Regions from separate parts of the Homo sapiens genome. Here region 2 is linked to region 1. Evidence: chromatin contacts called from ENCODE Hi-C or POLR2A ChIA-PET data. All regions are on one chromosome and are shown on one strand. Each heading gives the region's core, a stretch centred on a gene start or an enhancer-like site at or near the end of the contact. The rest is flanking DNA. Distances are from core to core; before and after follow the strand shown.

Region 1 (7,065 bases), core at 1,922-4,421:
ATGATTTTGTCTGTCACTGCCAGTATGACCTTGGACAAGTCATCTAACCTTGCTAATATCAGTGTCCTTTTATAAAAAAGGAGAATAATGCTACCAACTTCATAAGGTTGATTTGAGGATTAAATGAGATAATGTGTGTGAAGCACTTAGTGCTCTGACAATAGTAAAAGCTCAATTAATGCAATAAATATGTCACTGTTATCCTATATGCCCCTTAATTACTGAATTGTTAGGTGATTCAGAAATAAAACTACTCTTCTTCCTTTCATTTATTTTCCTTTCTTCCGAGATGGGGTCCTACTATGTTGCCCAGGCTGGCCTCAAATTCCTGTGCTCAAGCAATCCTCCTGATTCAACCTCTCAAGTGACGGGGACTGCAGGCACATGCCACCATGCCTGACAAAACTACTTTCAATAATAGTTTGAGATAGTTGTAATTAGAGCTGTAGTGCACAGCTTTAGATTTCACATTGACCTTTGGATTATGTAAGATCACTTTGGGTTTTTCCCTGCTTTGGGTCATATGGAAGAGTGCTCTTTCTCTGTGCACATGAGAGGGAAAGGGGGATTTGATGGGGTTGGAGTGGTAGGCAGGAGTGTGATCACGCCTTTGATATGGTTTGGCTGTGTCCCCACCCAAATCTCAGCTTGAATTGTAATAATCTCCATGTGTCAAGGGTGGGGCAAGGTGGAGATAATTGAATCATAGGGGTAGTTTCCTCCATACTGTTCTCATGGTAGTGAATAAGTCTCAGGAGATCTGATGGTTTTATAAACAGGAGTTCCCCTGCATAAGCTCTCTTGCCTGCTGCCATGTAAGATGTGCCTTTGCTTCTCCCTTGCCTTCTGCCATGATTGCAAGGCCTTCCCAGCATGTGGAATTGTGAGTCCATTAAACCTCTTCCCTTTACAAATTACCCAGTCTCAGCTATGTCTTTCTTAGCAGTGTGGGAACAGATTAATACAGCCTTGTAGGTAGGTAAGCTAGGTAAGGAATTTAGATGCTATTGCAAGTGCAGTGGGGAACCAAGGAAGAGTGGTGAAGTAGAGGATGGACCAAGTGCTCTGAGAACTAGCTAACAGAACAGTTAATGACAGGGAGAGGGAGGTAAGGTTTCAGACAGGAAGTGAAGGTTGAGCTATGCCTTTGCTCTTCAGTTGGCAGAGCAGGAAGATATTTCAGGGAGAGGGATAGTATGGTCAGGGTGTGAAAATGCAAGGTGTGTTCAAGGAAGCATGTGACATGAGGTATGATTAGAGCAAGGTGATGGTCTTGGGGTGGCAAGCCCTGACTATGAAGGGCATAGTGTTCCAGGGCTCAGAGCTTAGACATGGTTCTGAGATGAAGGATGGTTTAATCTGGGGAGTACCATTTGACAGATAACTCTTGTAGCATAACTCCGCTGGAGTGGAGGAAGACCATATCCAAAGGTAGCCATTAGGAGTGCGATTGCAGCGCTTCAGGGGATGAAGAAGGGAGACTAGAGTGAGAAGAGCTTAAAGGAAGGAGTGACAGGACTCAAGACTCACTGAAGAATGGGGTAAGGAATCTCAAGAGTTTGCCTTTCAAATTCTTAGTTTGATTAACTGTCTAGAAGTTGATGCTGTTAAGTGAGTAATAAAAGGGAAGAGGTTTGGTGGGGGAAAGAAGGTGAGTTCCACATGAGATAAGCTGGAATTTGGACATCTATAAGAGACTCTGCAGACAGTAGGAAATAAGTGCCTGGAGCTCAAGAGAATTTTGGAGACTTGAGATATGCCTATGGCTGTTATAGATGGAAGCATGAGGTGAACAGAGCACCATGGGCAGAGGAAATAGCAACAGATGTAAAAGGAAAGGAAGAGAAAACCAGGAAGGAGATGGGAAAAGATAGAGAGATAGGAGGAGAACCAGGAAGGAGTAGGGTTCTGGAAGCTGGGGGCAGTGTTTCAAAGGCAGAAAGGTCACATAGGATGAAGGCAGTAAAGAGGTTTTTGTGTTTGATGGCTAGCATGCGATTGGTGACCTGAGCAATAGCAGTTTCATATAAAATTTGGCAGGGCGCAGTGGCTCATGCCTGAAAGCCCAGCACTTTGGGAGGCCAAGGCAGTGGATTACTTGAGCCCAGAAGTTCGAGACCAGCCTGAGCAACATGGTGAAACCCTGTCTCTACAAACAATACAAAATTAGCTATGCCACTGCCACTCTAGCCTGGGCAGAGTGAGACAGTTTCCAAAAAAAAAAAAAAAAAAAAAAAGGCAAGATTTGAAGTGTGAAAAATGGACAAAAAGAATACAGACAACTTTCTTTTAAATAAGCTTAATCAAGCAAGGAAGGGGAGAATTAAGGTGATAGTTTATATGAGTAAATAAACAGCTGTGGAAAAATACCAATTAAGATGGGAAAGGCCGGGTGCAGTGGCTCATACCTGTAACCCCAGCACTTTGGGAGGATGAGGCAGTCAGGTTACTTGAGGACAAGAGTTCAAGGCCAGACTGATCAACAAAACAAGATTCTGTTTCTACACAATATTAAAAAAATTCAGCCAGGCATGGTGGTGCATGCCTGTAGTTCTGGCTACTCAAGAGACTGAGGAGGGAGAATCGCTTCTGCAGCCAAGGATTTTGAAGCTGCAGTGAGCTATGATTACACCACTGCATTCCAGCCTAAACAACAGAGCAAGACCTCATCTCTGTCTCTCTCTCAAAAAAAAAAAAAAAAAAAAAAAAGATGGGAAAGGGTTAAACAGGTTTTAAGCTAATGTGAGTAAAGTGTCAGTAGGAGAGATTAAAAATATTACATATTAGAGTAAGACTAACTGAAGAAGTTAAGACCATGTTATCCTGAAGGAGAAGAACTTCCTATGAGATCAAGAACAAAAGTGAGAGTTAAAGGAGAGGGAGCTTCCTTTTCTGTCCTAGGCTGAGACAGGAGGAAAAGAATTATTTATAGGTAGCATATCTTGTTTGTTAGTAATTATATGGTAGGAACTGTGCTGAGCACTTTATGTGCCATGTCTTGTTTCATCTGTACAATCACCCTATGAAAATACATACTCCCATTTTATAGATAATGAAACTGAGGCTCAGAGCTGTGAAGTAACTTGCCTGAGGCCGTACACTTTGGGGTAAAGCCCAGGACGATTCCAGACCCCTTACTCTTGTTCTTAACCACAGTCCTAGTCTGCCTCCTGCTGGTGAGTTCTCCCGTTTTCTCTGGGAAGTAGGGAGTGAAATATCTGCTGAGAATGAGTAGAAGTGAGGTTGGGGCTTGAAAGTACCAAAGGTTTGGGGCAGCCACTTGAGGAACAAGAAAAGGCACCAGCTGGTGTTAAGCTTAAAGCATATCCAAGCGAGACGGAGGACCCAGTCGAAGCCAGAGTTCCTAGGGAGGTGATGCAGTCAGTTAGGACGTTGGCTGATGCTCTCTGGAAGTGCAGCAGCAGAAGGGAGTAAAACCAGTTGTTTTGTTGATCCAAGAATAAGCTGAGACATGACTGACCAAGGATCCCAGCTGGGAAGGACATGAAATCAGAAAGAGCCTGGTAGAGGGGCAATAGGGACAGGAGGTCTTAAGTGGAAAAGCAGGCTTGGTGGTAATGAAGTAATGGAACACATAGGTGGAATGGGTATTATGGTCAGAGAGTAGAGTTTCTAAGTTGAAGCTTTCAGGGATGGTGGTGATAAAGTGTTCAGTTTTTTTTTTTTTTTTCTGGGTAACTAACAATCTCAAAGGACAAATGTTTGTTCTTTCTCATGGGTCTGTGAGTTGGCAGGCATTCCACTGATTTCAACTGGGCTGACCTGGGCTGGTTGTGCTCCAGGCTGCAGGGCTTAGGCAGAAGGGACAGCAACCATCAGGGGATGCTCTTCTCAGGGTGGGTCGCAGAAGCACAAGAGGTCAAGCCAAACACACAGGTGCACATAAGGCCTCTGCGCACATCACACTCACCCATATTCCACTGGCCAAAAGAAGTCACATGGCTAAGTTCCCAATGAGTGAAGTAGGGAAGTATATGCCATCCCAAAGGAAGAGGGGTGGATAAATATTTCTAAACAATACTTCAGTCGCTCCATGTGAGTAAGGGGGTTTGTTCAGGGTGCAGGGGACAGGAAGGAAAGAATATTTGCATGCAAGAAGTCAATACAGCAAATGGTAACAAAACAAGGATAGCAGTCACCCAAATGTTATGAAACAGAAAATATTAATATTCAGAAATCCTGAGCATGTGTCTTTTTAAATAGCACCTACTGGTCAAATCTTGGGTTGCACCTTGGTGTAAGACGCTGTTTATGGAGCCTCATTGATTGGGCTGGTGATTGTGTCCATTTGAGGGTCCAGGCTTTCTCAAGGACAGCAGAACTGGCTCAGAGCAACCAGTCTATCACCTAGGCAGGCAGAACAGAGAGCTCACACCTTCGTGCATTAATCTACCCATCCAGTCAAAAGATATTTCTTGAATGGATGCTTCTAGGTGCTGGATGTACAATGATAAGCCAGACGGGCATGGTCTCTGACATCTTAGAGCTTGCGCTTTAGAGAGGAGATTTTTTTTAAAGTTAAAAAAATAGAATGTGGTCAATGCTATGAAATTGAAAAAACAAACTAATGGTCAGATTCTATCCGATCTGTGTTGGTTCAGTTTTGCTTGTTCAATTACGTTATGCTTGTTCTGAGAGCCTCATTCCACACAGTGTATGTTACCACTGCCATGAGCACTGATGGAGCATTTCTTATGGAGCACTGGGCTGGTCACCAGGGAACACAATGATTCCGCAATGAGTTTACAATCCATCTGTGAAAACAGTGCTTGACCATAAGAAGACATCAATATGATGTTATTAGGTTCTTATCACCCTCACCTCATACTGGCACTAAATAAATGTGTAGGGAATTCATAGGAAGAAGTAATTCATTTCACTCTTTGTTGAATGCCTGCCTGGTGCTGAGCACTATGCTGCCTGCCTACGTTAAGGGTCGCCTACATATGGCTGGGACACAGCGCCGGAGCCCCATGGCAGTGCAAGCATTTTCCCACTAGATGGCGCCCAAGCGATCCTTTCAGACAACGTTATCCTGAAGGCGCTTCCTTCTGAGTGTCTCTGAAGAGCCTGGGCATTTTTTTTTCCTGAGTACCATACAGAGCCTTAGAAGGAGGGAGGAGTGGCGGGCAAGTGCCAGAAGGATCAGAGCTGTTTTATATGTGGGTTAGAGAGCATCTGGCACTGAACAGATGCAGTAGCACCTTTATTTGCTCACTGTCCTTGACAATGTTTATATTACTAACCTAACTAATGACAACCTTAAAATTCATTATGGAATTGATTCATGCATAACCATTGGCAGGTTGTATTATCCAGGAGGATGGGCAAACGGCCTGAGGCTATTGAGCCCAGGAGAGAACTTATTCACATCTTTCTGCCCAGGAAAGATTGGTTTAGTAATCTCAGAATATCCAGACTAAGAGCTACTGGCACTTTATCGCCATTAAAAAAAGAGCTGTTCTTTCTACCTTTCTCCACTCTTTAATGTAAAACCTTCAATTCTACAGAGAGTTGAAAGAATAGTATACATCCATATGCTCCTTTCCAGGATTTGCCACTTTTTATCATTCTCCAACATCTGGCTCTCTCTCTCTTTTTCTGCACTTTAAGACTCATGAATTTTAATTTTTTTCTGTTTCATAGTGTTATCATAATTTTTCTTTTGATGCTTAGATTGTTTCAGATTTGGCCCGTTAAGCAGGCTGCACCTCATTTCTCCTTGAGCACTTACTTGCATTCTACCCCTGACCCTCAAATGTTTTAAGTTCACCTTGATTTTCTATGCCCAGGTCTTGAAACAAGCTATTTCTCCCTGCATCCTGGTTTCTTATAGTGGGAAATTGTATTTAGGAACTGCGATTTGGGTGCTGGCTATTAGAGGTGCTGATATCCAAAGTCGAAACCAAGGCTTCCTCTTAGGGTTTCTTAAACTCAAAAGTTGCGTTCTGAAGTGGAACCACTCTGCTGACTTCCACTGCTGACCACTGGACTGGTGTTGGTTTAGCTTGGCCCTAGGCTGAGTTCCTTGGCCATCAAAAAAGATGAGCAGCAGGAGGGCCCAAGAGCGACCCAGAATGCCACACTTCTAGCTGGCATGGCAGTGATCCCAGCCTTTCAGTCCCTGAAGGATACTGGGCATCTAAGGAGGTTAGGAAAGCAACCCAGATGAGAGGATTTATGGGGAGAGATTATAGGTCCTTAATACATTTATCTTCTTAGTCATATTTTGGACAGAGGCAGAGAAACAGAGGAACTGGCCATAAGCCATGCCCAAAAATGTTTGTAGGGTGAGTTATCGGAGAGGAAGAGGATTTGTGCAGGCCGATTCCTGAGCCATAAGTAGGAATGATTAAGAGCAAACTTAAGGGGAGTGGGGAGAAGGCTTACAAAGCTGTGTGTTACTGACTTTCGGGGCTGCCCTCCAGGGGAGCTGCGGAATCGCCTAGGGTGGAGTTACTGAAAGCTGCCTCATCTCGCTCCAGACTTTTGTGTCCTGATGCTCCCAGAAAAAGAACAATGCTCAGGTCGATTCAAACTGGGGATGGTATTAGGTGGCAGTTAGCAGCCTGGGCTTGGATTTGAATCTCTGTTTCTTTCCTGGCTTTGGGCAAGGTTACCCAATCTTTGTGAATCTCAGTTTCCTCATTTACAAAATTGGGATCCTCATAGTGGCCTTGAGAGTTTTTGTGAAGATTAAGTGAAGAACTGTCTATAAATCCCTTAATATGGAGTCTGGTATATAGTAAGTGCTCAATAAATGGTGGATAGAGTCTGGTATATAGTAAGTGCTCAATAAATGGTGGATGCTATTCTTATAATCCAGAGCCATGAAATGAGCTCTATTTGTTAGTTGTTGTTTTGGGTGGCAGGGGAAGAAATCAATATAGGGCCAGAGAAGAAAGATAATAAAAGAGAAGCCTTTAAGGTTAGAGAATACACACTGGGCACAAGGAGGTAGTCTTCACCAGACAAAGTATTGTATGGCAAATAGTATTTTATATTTTATGTGCTGAAGCTCTTTGACCACAGAGAATTCATGTT
Region 2 (7,065 bases), core at 53-2,552, 310 kb before region 1:
ACCAATACTGATACCTTCATACTAAAGTTCATATTTTGAGATTTCCTTAGTTTTTCCCTAAAGTCCCTTTCCTGCTCCAGATTTCACTCAGAATACCACATTTCATCATTAAGTTTCCATAGGCTCCTCTCGGCTCTGACAGTTTCTCAGACTTTTCTTGTTTGTGATGGTGAGGACGGTTTTGAGGGGTGCTGATCAGGTATTTTGCAGAATGTCCCTCAATCGGAAGCTGTCTGATGTTTTTCTCACAATTAGCCCATGGTTATGGGCTTTTGGAAGGAAAATTACAGAGGTAAAGTGCCATTATCATTACATCATATCAAGGGTTGATACTATCAATATGACAGCACTGTTGAAGGTGGCCTTGACCACCTGGCTGAGGTAGTGCTTGTCATGTTTTTCTATGGTATGGCTACTCTTTTTTCCCATTCCCACAGTGTATTCTCTGGAAGGAAGTCACTACGAGCCACCTATACTTAAAGAGTGAGGAGTTACGTTCCCTCTCCTTGAGGGTGAAATATCTACATACATTATGTGGAATACTTTCAAACATGAGCTTTGTCTCTTCTCCTTCATTTATTTATTTGATCATTTATATCAGAATGGACTCATGGATGTTTATTTTATTCTTTGGGTTATAATCCAATATTACTATTTTGTTGCTCAAACTGCTCAGCTTTGGCCTTTGAGTGCTCTGTTAGTTGGGTCCTATGTTCCATTGACATATCCCCATCAATAACGGTTTTCTGGTTTTTTGTTTTGTTTTTGTTTTTGAGCACTTCCCTACTTTCTAGCACTACACAGCCTTCAGGCTTAGCTATTTCCTCCCCAGACCTAAAATCAGATATTCTGCAAAGAACACAAGAGATATGGTTTTAGAGGCATTTGATACTACCCTCCAGAAATCTTATATTGATTTACAATCATTACTCACATCGGCACAGGAATGCCCATTTTCCCCACACCCTTGCCAATAACGGGGCAATTTCAAAGTGTCTGCAGGGAGATGACCTGGCATGGGATACAGTGTGTGCATATATATGCATGTATGGGTCTATCTGTTCCATCTCTTTAAAATAACTTCTACATTACTCAGTTTCCTGTTGAACTTCAAGAGAAAAATGCCCTGGGGCCAGTTAAGTTTTTCCTTTTCTTTGCCTTTACATTGGCCTTCCCCAGCTTCCCTTTCCTCCCCCCAGTGCTGCTGGATTTTCTATCACTGGCGATCTCCTGTGATGAGGTCTGAAAGGAACCTTTCCTATACCCTCTACTAGGGCCCAGGCAATTTCAGGGGGTGGAGAGTTAGAAGCAGAAATTAGCCCAAGGACTTGCCTTCCCTGCTTCCTGTACCTTCAGGAAATCCACCTGACCCAGTTTCCTCATCTTCTTTTGGCATGTGTATAATGGAAACCAAATCTCTCTCAAGCAGTTTCCTTCCATAGAAATCTTAAACATAAGATTTAATAAAATGCTGGACTTCAAATTTCCTGTTGCCTCAGCTGCTGTATCTCACAAGTTACCAAAGAGAAAAAGAGAAAGGATCAATAAATAAATATACTTGACACTTATCTCTAATCTCTGTCTGAATAGAGATTCACGCTGTATGTGTGCATGCACAAGTGTGTGTGTGACAGCGAGCGAGCGAGGCAGATACACACACGTGCGCGCGCGCACACACACACAGAAAACAGTTCTCAGTAGCTTTGGGAGTCCCATGATGATGACCTTCAACTGAAGTTGTAGGAAGTTGGAAGTATACCAACCCATAATGACCTAGTGCTACTTTTCATATGGCAGCGGGTTATGAATATGGACCTAGGAGTCACAAACACCTGGGTTTGAATCACAGCTCTGCCACTTACTAGCTGTGTGATTTTGAGGTCGGTGTTCGTACTTGGAAATAGTGGACAATGTAGTACCTACCAGAAGAGCTGCTGGAAGGATTAAATTAGATTAATGTATATGAAGTGGTTGGCAGATATATAAAGAGCTTGACATAGTACCTATCACACAATAAGTGCTCAAAACATTTTATAGTTATTTAATAACATCATATGAAGAAACCAAGACTAAGAGAGACTAAAAGTCATACAGTGAGTTGATGGTAGAGTGAGATCGACTGGAAGTCAGTTTCTGGCTCCTGAATATTTCACCATACCTGCAACACCCATTTCCTCTGAAACTGCTATCTATTAAAAAAAAACGGGAAGAGTTAACACTGTTGTCACCTGTACACTCTAGGCACCATGCTGTCATTCCAATGGGCTAAAGATTCCTTCTCAAGTTTGTTCTTTTAGTGTACAGGCCATTTAAAAAATAAAGACGGTGACAGCTATCATGAATAAGAATGCATTCTATGTGCCAAGCATGGTGCTCAAAATCTTAGCAGCACCATCTCCCTATCCCACTGAGTCCAATAGCATGTCCTATTGACTCACCCTGCACAACCTCTCCCATGTGTGTCCATTCATCTTCTCCACTGCTGCCACCATCTCCTGCTTGAACTATTGGAGTTGCTTCTTGACTAGTCTTCCTACTTCTAATCTTAATGCACTATTGCCTATTATCCAAACTGTATTCAGAATAATATTTCAAAAATGTGCAATAGATTATATCAGTACCCCATTTAAAAATCCTTCAATGGCTTCCTATAACCCCTAGAATAAAGTCCATAGCCCACAGATTCCTACATGCTTTGGCCCCTCTCTCCCTTTCCAGCCTGATTCATGCCACCTTCCAGCCACGCTGGCTTTCTTTCTGTTCCCCAAGTAAGCTGATCTTGTTTGTGCCTTAAGGCTTGTGCTTTGCTGGTCTGCCTCAAAGCTCTTACCCTCACATCTTGGAATGAATGACTCATTAACATTCAGGTCTCAGCTCCAATATCATCTTTTCAGATGCTGTCCTGGACCAGGAAATCTAGAGTAGCCACCCCATCCCTGTACTATTACACTAAATTGCTGTATTGTCTTCATAGCACTGATCACTATCTAAAATTATTTTGTGGTGGCAAACGGCTTTAACTATTTTGTTCCCTGCCGTATCACCAGTACCTGGTAATGTGCTTGGCACTGGTGAAACTGCAACAAATGTTTTTGAGTGAATGAATAAATGATCAAAACAATCGTATAAAGCGTGACTGTTCAAGAAACCTTCCCAGGCAAACCATGGGCCACTTGCTGGTCATGGAGACACTGCCTAGGAATCTCATGAACAGCTTACTTTGACAGGTAAATCCAACCTCCATTTCTTTTCTAATTGTCTCTGCAATGACCAGGCACACATAACCACTGGAGCTCTAGACTGAATTAAAATGCTGCATCATAAACTGATTATTCTTACAAACAAGTAAGCCTTACTGGAAGCCGTATGAGTAAAGGATGGCGTGGCCCATGGACAGGGAATACTGTTACAGTGACAAAGCAGAAGCAAGCTCATATCCAGCCTTCCCTAAACAAAGAAACCTGAAGAACAAATTCACCTCCATGAAGAAATGTTCTCATCTGGCTTCTCTATAAAACAGCTGTGTGTTTGCCAACTTCTAACTCTCCACAACCCAGCTGTGAGCTGTTCTCAAGGCAGGCTTGGATTCTAATACTTTATCCACCTCTTACCCTAACAGTCTATGAAGGGAGAGAGATGAGGATGATATCAAGTCAGCAAGGCCAAGATAGAGGTGAGGGGATACTTAATTCATGGCTCCCCTCTTTCCCTCAGATGAAATGTCAGCTGAGGCATGGATCCAGAAGTGGGAGAGCTGGGTTAGTTATTGTGGTGGTTGAGACTGATCATGGAAAAAGCACACAACTAAGTTTTGAGACCCCATTCCAGCATGCATTAGCAGTACAACCTTGGGTGAGATGCCTCTTTAAAGTTTCCATATCTGTAAAATGAGGATAATTATACATTATAAGCACTTACAATTAATAAATGGAAGTTATTACTTGCTAGACACTGAACTAATTAATCACTTCATCCAAATCTTTACAGTTTTCATAATAACCCTGTGTAACAGCATTAACACTCCATTTTACAGACGAAGAAAATACAGAGTAGACAAAGGAAGTAACATCCCAAGGTCCCACAATCCTAGGCAGCGCTGAAACTACCATGGCCTGGCTCTTGTTTTTGGCCCCGGGCAATGAGGAGTGAAGGGAGCACATGAGGGGGCTTGTGACATCAGCTGGCTGCATTTATTCAGCTGGGTTATTGGTAATGCCTCATTACTAGTAGCAGAGGAGGTAACTGGTACCTTGTTGCTAAAGATGTTCCAAGGCCTTGGCAGACTCAAACTCCAGTCTGGGCACCAATTACTCGAAAACTTTCTCCTCGTTACAGGGGATCCCAATAGTCTCTTAGTTTATTTATTTATTTTTGAGACAGAGTCTCACTCTGTCGCACAGGCTGGAGTGCAGTGGCGTAATCTTGGCTCACTGCAACCTCCGCCTCTTGGGTTCAAGCGACTCTCCTGCCTCAGCCTCCTGAGTAGCTGGGATTACAGGCACACACCACCATGCCAGGCTAATTTTTGTATTTTTAGTAGCGACGGGTTTTCACCATGTTGGCCAGGCTGGTCTCGAACTCCTGACCTCAGGTGATCCGGCTGCCCCAGCCTCCCAAAGTGCTGGGATTACACGTGTGAGCCATTATGCCTGGCCCCAATAGTGTCTTTTTATTTGTTGTTTGTTTTTTAAAAAAGAAGCCGCACAGCTAGATTTCTTTTTTTTTTTTTCAGTTTTTATAACTGCAGCCGGTCATGACTCTCCTGTTGTAACCTGGCTGCAAAGTGGCCATTTCCCTCAGATTCTCATCTTGGTTCTTGTGGGCTCCAGCAAACAGTCATGTAAAAGGGCCTGCCACCAAAACCTGTTCCCCTGAACTTAGGACAGAATCTCGTTGGGTCAGATATTGGTTTCATTTTCAATCCTGCCTGTCCTGCAGTGAGAGGCACCAAGGTCTCACTCATTTAATTAGGTTACATAGAAATATCTTTCAAGGTTTGAGCTGATTTTCACTAGACCCTACCAAAGGATGAAATTTGAATTAAGTGCCATCAGGGAACCAGTGATGCAGGTGGTCTGACACATCACTGCTCTATCCTTGCAGCCTCCAGAGGTTCAGGGCTTCAGTGCACCTCAGCACCGTTATGTTGTAAAAGTCAGTCTTTGTCACTTGAGCTCTTTGGAGGCTGCATTTGTTTCTCATTCACTATTTTACCCCTAGTTTGGCAACATGCCTGGCACTGAAGACATTTGGCAGCTGGCATATGGCAGCTCTCATAACTTGCTTTGGCCCAGAAGGAGGGATTTCACTGGTGAGATAAGAGGCAGGGAAGGTAAACCTTCAAGGTAAAAACTACATCCAGCAGGAAAGCATACCTTTCTCTACGAGCACTAAGATCTGTCTACTTGAAGAATTCCTACAGGAGGTAGTATAATATGTTAGGATCATCCACTTTGGAATGAGACCAGGATTACTTACCATCCAAGCCCTTCAGCTCTGAGCTGTGTAACTTTGGCAAAGCTATTTAACATCTAGGCCTCAGTTTCCTCATCTGTGAAATGGGGAGTCATTCCTTCATTTGTGCTTTCAGTGAACAAGTATTTATTGAGTACCCACAGTATATAAGGCACTCAAATAGGTAAAATAGCAGTGAAAACGACTGACAAAGTCCTTGTTTTCATGGAGCTTAATTTCCAGTAAGTTGACAACAAACACGTAAATAATTTCAGATAGTGGATATGAAGAAAATAAACCAGGATGCTGGAATAGAGAATGATGAGAGAGAGTGTGTGTGTGTGTGTGTGTGTGTGTGTGTGTGTGTGTGTAGGGGCAACTCCTCAGGAAGGGATGGTATTAAGATCTACCTCTTAAGAGTTGATGCAAATATTAAATGAGATAATGGATATAATGTGTTCAGCCTGCTGCCTAATGAGTACTCAACTAAATTCAACTGTTTTTGTATCACTCCCCTCCTGAAGTCAGTGGCTATTCTTTCACCTCACAGTGACTGAGCCCCAAATACATGCCAGTGATGGAACACAGTGGTGTATCAGATATCTCTACCATTCAGGAGCTCACAGTATAGCAAAGAATGTAGCTATGAGCCATAAGAGAAGAAGTGCTAAATTCCACCTACAGAGTCAGAGAAGACTTTATCACTGAGTGTTGACAGATGGATTGGTATTTTCTAGGAAGACAACGGGGCAAGGAGCGGGGGGTATGCCAGGTGGAGGGAACAGCTTGAACAAACTCTTGAAGATGTGAAACAGCTTGGCATGTTCAAGGAGCTGTGAAAAGTTCAGAATGGCTGAGATAAAATGTGCGATGGTCCAGTGAGAGAACGTGTCTCATCAGCAGCTCCTAATGCTTATCTTTATGGGTCATGCTTGAAGTGTCTCCTAAGAAAATGTCAGGGCGGGGGGTGTAGATGGGAAAGAACAGGAGGTGAGAAGGGTGTCAGGGCTCCATATGGCATCTACCACATTGCCAGCACTTCAAAATGTGAACAAGGGCTATGCTTAAAATATACAGGCTGTGTTCTGTGTGACACTCCCTGAGGCAGCACAAGCAGATGTTTCAGGAAAAAAAGAAAAACAAACACCCAGTGGTAACTCAATATAAAGCCTACATGGGGGCCAGCAGGCATTAGGATGCTCAAATGTGATTACATCGTCAGCACAGATCTACAACTCAGCTTGGAAGAGTATTACAGGTGCCAATGTCATGATGCTGGGGGTCTGGAGCAAATGGACACTTGCTCCCAAGCAGAGGCTAGGGCTCCCTCTTTGTCAAAGCCAGACTCACTTGTCCAGGAGTCTAAAGTCTGGGCCAGGGACAGTGGGAGGGCTCTGAAATGGAAAAAACAAGAAACTATGAGGTGTCTTATGCCTAGTTAATAACTCAAGCATCTCTGCCAGCATGTCTTCTCAGATGAGTATAACTGAGAAGTGGACGTTTATGAAAGGGAATAGAGGGTCCCTGTTCTCCTACTGCCTTGTTCCTTCCCTGTTTACTACTACCCAGTTCTACCCCTGCCCTTTTAGTAAGTGTTCTTGTTATGAGTTT

The links. A loop is a pair of places that touch in the nucleus more often than their neighbours do. ChIA-PET counts read pairs that join two places held with the same protein, here RNA polymerase II (POLR2A). Pooled maps may share reads with other maps.
Region 2: a loop to region 1 is called in a map of PC-3, with 2.9 times the contacts of the local background. The contact joins two enhancer-like sites. A Hi-C loop is called at or near these places in 1 of 168 maps with a recorded cell type or tissue (PC-3) and 1 of 50 pooled maps. POLR2A ChIA-PET finds 5 or more read pairs at or near these places in 1 of 52 experiments (MCF 10A).

Annotation. Positions count from the first base shown.
Region 1 is chr11:35,483,842-35,490,906 of GRCh38, reverse strand. All of the region lies in intron 3 of PAMR1 (peptidase domain containing associated with muscle regeneration 1), which reads left to right. Among named protein-coding and RNA genes, the nearest start is that of PAMR1, 38 kb to the left of the region's middle. RefSeq lists a silencer at 4,919-4,968. Within about 2 kb of position 3,171, at least 3 of the 41 ENCODE cell types and tissues checked have a DNase peak (open chromatin) inside an H3K27ac peak, as active enhancers do.
Region 2 is chr11:35,790,833-35,797,897 of GRCh38, reverse strand. The region is part of intron 4 of TRIM44 (tripartite motif containing 44); the gene reads right to left. Among named protein-coding and RNA genes, the nearest start is that of TRIM44, 130 kb to the right of the region's middle. Within about 2 kb of position 1,302, at least 5 of the 41 ENCODE cell types and tissues checked have a DNase peak (open chromatin) inside an H3K27ac peak, as active enhancers do.